2 separate regions of the Homo sapiens genome follow, and region 1 is linked to region 2. A link is a loop called in an ENCODE intact Hi-C map of the cell type or tissue named here. Cell type or tissue: HepG2. All regions are shown on one strand. Each heading gives the region's core, and the rest is flanking DNA. Links, peaks and the distances in the headings are about the cores only. Region 1 overlaps UGT2A1 (UDP glucuronosyltransferase family 2 member A1 complex locus). Region 2 has its middle 26 kb from the start of YTHDC1.

Region 1 (2,825 bases), core at 189-2,688, 1.2 Mb before region 2:
ATTTTTGGCAGCAGAAATAGACAAAGACCCTTTCAATAAACAAAGTTAGAAATGTGTTAGAATTCACCAAGACATTTTTGTGCTTTTTAAATCTCTTCTCTTGTGACAAAGCCTTTTGCCAACCTGTAGTGGAATCTCCCAATTAGATTGATTAGTATGAGTTCCTGGGGTTACTGGTTGGACTTAATTTAATGCCCCAAAAACATTTTTAAGAGAACTGTAACCAGACTTACCAAATGTAATACATTCTTCCCCCTTCAACACACACATACACACACACACACACAAACATACACACACACACACACACACACACACACATGCTTACTGGCCTATTTATCTGTGAAATAATATTTTCTCATAGAATTATGATGATTACGTACACGGATACTAAATATCTATATAAAAACATGTAATCTAATTTTTATTTAATTTGAATCTATTTAGACTCATAATTAAATGATGTCAAACAAATAAATTCTTAAGGCCTGGAAAATTTTCTCTCATTAAATCCCAAATGTGAATGATTTCCGAAAGACATATTTGAACACAATAATGTTAGGATTGTAAAGTCTTGTTTTTCATTTTTGTTGTTACTGTTACTGTGTCGGTTTTGTTTCTTCCTCAGGAAACTAAGTATTGAAGATTTTTACATAAGACAATTATTGCCCTGTTTTATTTTGAAACCTAGTTATATTTTATTTCAACTATCTTGAAAATTACATCAGAAAATCCTAGATAGTAAGTGTATTATAATGGCAATATTTTTAGAAATGTTAACTCCCAATAATGAATAATAATTTATATTATTTTAGTATTTTAAAGAACGTCTTAATGGACCCTGTATGTTGCTAATGAAATCTACTTAAACTTTTAATGTATTTATATCATTATTTTAACTTATAGATAGCACTAGCCCTAATTTGAAACAGTCTTTCTTCCTGAATATGAAGGAAACTAGTGCTTAGAGAATGGCTACAATATTTCCTATTAAATATGTTGTGTGTGTTCATCTTGGTTTTGTACGTCTACGTATATACGTACACATAATTTGTTTTATAATATACATTTCTTACATGTTATAAACATATATATTATATCTTTGTATAAACATAAGTAGATCTAAATGAACTTTATTTTTACGCCGTCAACAAAATTATTAAACTCCTAATAATTTGGACTCACCATACTTATTCAGCACTATCAACCATCATCCATAGGAGGGCAGCAGATCCTAAAGCTTGATAAACTGCTTGAAGAAAAAGAAAGTCTCAAGTGAGATTTAACTTTAACCTAAGGACTACATTTAGCAACTGCCAAAGGATGCACATTTTTGTTTTATAGTTTTGAAAGTGCTTTTACACATAGTTTATTGTTGAATACTAACAATAGTTCTGTAATTCTAACTTTATTTTACAGATGAAGAAATCAAGATCAGAGAAGTTGAGAATTTCCTGGCAATTGGAAACTGAAATTATATCCTATTTCCACCAGCTACATATTTCTCATTCACCTACATTTTAACTACAAAACAGTAGTGGAAAAAGCATGGGCAGAAACTTATGCAGATATTTCTTTCCTCCATTGTCATTGATTATAGATGCCACATACACAGAGGCAATTTCAAGTGGGAAAATGAAACTTAGAAACCACTATTCAAAAAAAAAAAAAAAAAGAAAAGAAAATGGCAGAGAAATTTAGAAAGTGTCATTAGCTTTTGATTTTTATTATAATGAGAAGCTACAGTTCCAACTAAATGGAGGATTTATAGCTTATACTTTTCCATTTCTTATCTCCCTAAATGAACTATCGCAAATCCTAGTTAGAAGATAAAATTATCAATTTTTTCTGGCTTCATTTCTCTCAAATTAATTGAATGGGTAAGCCAGTGGCTTTACAGGAAATGGTAAACTGGAAGTTGCAAACACTTCAGTTCCTTTTTGTTGGTGGGGTACATGTTATAATTGTTTAAGTTTTCATTTTTAATTATTATGTATACATAATAGTTGTATCGATTTACAGGAAATGTGACATTTTGATGAAAGCTTAAAATGTGTAATGATCAAATCAGGATAATTGGGATATCCATAACCTCAAACATTTATCTTTTCTATGTTAGGAAAATTCCAATTCCACTCTTAGTCATTTTAAAACACACAAATTATTATTAACTATAGTCATCCTATTGTGCTATCAAACACTAGATTTTTTCATTCTAACTATATTTTTGTAGCTATTAATCATGCCCTCTTTATACCCTCCCCACCCCCCAAGACCTTTCCCAGCCTCTGGTAACCATCTCTCTACTCTATATCTTCTCTATATCTTCATTCGTTAATTATTGTTTTTAGCTTCCACATGTGAGTGAAAACACGGCATATTTGTCTTTCCGCGCCTGGCTTATTTCATTTGACTTAACTGGAGGAAACTCTAGATTCATCCAAGTTATTGCAAATGACGGGATTTTCACTTGTCCGTTGATTCACCCATTGATGCACATATAGGTTGATTCCATATCTTGGCTATTGGGAACAGTACTGCAATAAACATGGGTGTACAGATATTTCTTTGATATACTGATTCCTTTATTTGGATATATACCCAGCAGTGTGATTGTCGGATCATATGGTAGTTTTATTTTTAGTTTTTTGAGAAATATCCACACTCTTCTCCATAGTGGCTGCACCAATTTTATATTCCCACCAACAGTGCACAAGGGTTCCCTTTTTCCATATCCTCACCAGCATTTGTTATTGCCTGTTTTTTTGTCTGTCTGTTTGTTTGCTTGTTTGTTTTTGCGGCGGGGTCAGGGTGGTAAAAGCCAT
Region 2 (2,825 bases), core at 289-2,788:
CTGTCACTGTATCTTACCTTTTCTCTCAGTTTTTTAGCACTGCTTTGTCCTTCCTGAGTCCTTCTAGAAGAGTTGATTGACCTGATCTTTCAGCTCACTAATTTGTATTTCAAGTGTGTTCACTCTGAAAAGCAGTATCTAAAAAACATCTATAAGGTTTATCTAATACCATACTTACTGAGTTATTTCAGTTATTAGGTTTTTCATACTGAATATCTCCAGTTGGTCCTTCATAACTGATTTTTCTGATTCATGTTTCTAATTTCCTCCTTTGGGTCTCTAAAAATATTTTTAGTCCTTTTAAAACAATTATTACACTTTTGAACATTTTTTTCTATCTGATCCATTCATTTGGCTTCCTCTTTTATTTTTATTTTTTTAGCTTCCTCTTTTAAAGATATCTGTTTGCCTACCTTCTTTTCATAATACATACATTCTTCACATTTTGTGATTTTGTTATTTTTTTCCTGTGAACATACAGTCCCTTATGGTCTTGGATGATATTCAGATGATTTAATAACAAGGACAGCATGGACACCAACTAATCCTAACAGAATGCTGAACATATTAGAACAGATAGATGCTCACTGTTAACTACCTGATATGGGCTCAATGACTGTCGTCCTAACTTGAGACTATCAGCTAATCATACTAATTAAGTGTACTATTATACCCTGATTAGTATCCTCAGATTACAAAGTTATTGTACCAAAAATCTCCTCCTAAAGACCCAATTCTGATGTCAATTTGATCTAAACTGGTTGACAACATAATTTCTAAATCTTTTCCCTGCAATGATTAAAGTATAATCCAACAGCTTCTTAAGATTTAAAGATAAGATTTTCAAGATCATAAAAGGTTTAACATAAGAAAGACTGTACTAATATCACTCTTTTGTCCTGCAAAATTCTGTCACTATGTCTTAACTTTTCTCTCAGGTTTTTAGCACTGTTTGTCACTTCCTAAGTCCTTCTAGGTAAGGACTAAGATAAAATAATTCCAAGAAAAGACCTCATGCTAGGAATAGTCTGTTTACCATCCAGCAAGAGTATTCTTTTTATTTCCAAATTAGATAACCTGCTACAATCATGAATTATTTTACATAGTTTATTTATATTAAAATTTAATAAAACAGTGGTAAAGTTTATCTGGTACTTTAATACTATTCTCTTTTTTTTTTTTTTTTCAAGTCAAAGCTGTTTTATTATCATTCACATTATTTCATAGAAAAAGGAATGTAGCAAACGTCAGGGTCAGGGTTGTACATAAAAAATCCAGGTTTGTAGAGGTCGCGTTATTTACATCTGGGGGCAGGGCTGTCCCAGCATCAGGCACAGCAGCTGCACTTGTCCGACGCCCCTTTGCAGATGCAGCCCTGGGCACACTTGGCACAGCCCACAGGACAGCAGGAGCAGCAGCTTTTCTTGCAGGAGGTGCATTTGCACTCTTTGCACTTGCAGGAGCCGGCGCAGGTGCAGGAGTCACTGGCGGCACAGGAGCAGTTGGGATCCATGGCGAGCTGAAGAGGCGGCTGGAGTCGGGACAGGTTGTACACGGGCTCGCTGGGACTTGGAGGAGGCGTGGTCAATACTGTTGTCTTTTTAAACTTTTGTTCAACATTTCAGTATCAGACTATTTCTTCTTTGGCACTTGCTTTCAATTCGCCTATCTTGCCACTAGATGGAGAGGGATGCCACTAGGTGGAGGGTGATGCCTACCACTAGATGGTACTTAAACTTACCTTCTTGCATTCAACAGCCTAAAAGATAGCTGTTTAAGTTTAACGTGTATATACAGGGTCTTGTCTTAATATGGTGAAAAATTAATGTTCCAGTTTCAAAAGCGAACTTATAACATCTTTTTTCCTCTAGGTCATTGAAACAAGAATTCTCTCTCTCTCTATCTTTCTCTTTCTCTCTTTAAATTGTTTTTACAGACGGGGTCTCCTTCTGTCACTCAGGCTATAGTGCAGTGGCATGATCATAGCTCACTGTAGCCTTGAACTCCTCGGTTCCCACCTCAGCCTCCCCAGTAGCTGGGATTACAGACTTAAGCCATCATGCTGACGAGCCTTCTTTAATACCTATGCTAAAACTCCATGTACTTATTTGGGAAGAAAAGGGAAGATGGTTAGCCCCATGAATAGTGACAATAATAATAATAAAGTTATCACCATTTCAGGATGGTGCTGTACATGCCACCTGCTGGAGAAAAAAGATGTGGGAGGTGTTACACTGACAGCCTGAGGGTTCCCCAGGAATTCATTTAGCCTCATTAATTCGGGGAAGGGTAGTTATTCCACCAGCAAATTCCAGCAAGCGAAATGGCAGCTTTGGACATTTGGGCCTCTCTAGTTTCTTTGAGTTATACAGTGCTTCCTTATAGAATTTATTTCCTTCCATGGATCTTACTGTGAGTAGCCAGATATCTAAATCCTGGGCTCATGCACAAGTAACCCCCAGACCTCATAAAATTATACTGCTGTATATTCGTACACTTACATTTCAAGTCTAGCATTTGCATCTAAATTCATTTGGCTGCATCATAATCAAGTCACATAATCTTGCTTTCATTTTAAGTCTTACAGGCTTCAACTAAGTTTAATTTTGAAAACAAGGCAGGGCGCGATGGCTTACGCCTGTAATCCCAGCACTTTGGGAGGCCAAGGCGGGTGGATCACTTGAGGTCAGTAGTTTGAGACCAGCTTGGCCAACATGGAGAAACCCCGTCTCTACTAAAAACATGAAAAATTAGCCAGGCGCGGTGGCTCACACCTGTAATCCCAGCACTCTGGGAGTCTGAGGCGGGCAGATCACTTGAGGTCA

What was found. Hi-C counts contacts between places; a loop is a spot of excess contacts. Peaks named below come from ENCODE experiments on the same cell type or tissue, not always from the same donor. Only the 100,000 strongest peaks of a DNase experiment are listed, where the experiment ranks them.
Region 1: it touches region 2 in a loop (8-fold over the local background); 2 of 110 quality-filtered maps call a loop at or near these places.

What each region holds. Positions count from the first base shown.
Region 1 is chr4:69,615,684-69,618,508 of GRCh38, reverse strand. All of the region lies in intron 3 of UGT2A1 (UDP glucuronosyltransferase family 2 member A1 complex locus), which reads left to right. The region is part of intron 1 of UGT2A2 (UDP glucuronosyltransferase family 2 member A2); the gene reads left to right. Among named protein-coding and RNA genes, the nearest start is that of UGT2A2, 23 kb to the left of the region's middle. In HepG2, for the core only: a CTCF peak has its summit at 1,229; a DNase peak (open chromatin) is centred at 1,218.
Region 2 is chr4:68,375,011-68,377,835 of GRCh38, reverse strand. It overlaps the pseudogene MT2P1. Among named protein-coding and RNA genes, the nearest start is that of YTHDC1, 26 kb to the right of the region's middle. In HepG2, for the core only: a CTCF peak has its summit at 1,700 (motif pointing right); a DNase peak (open chromatin) is centred at 1,685; H3K4me3 peaks cover 335 bases.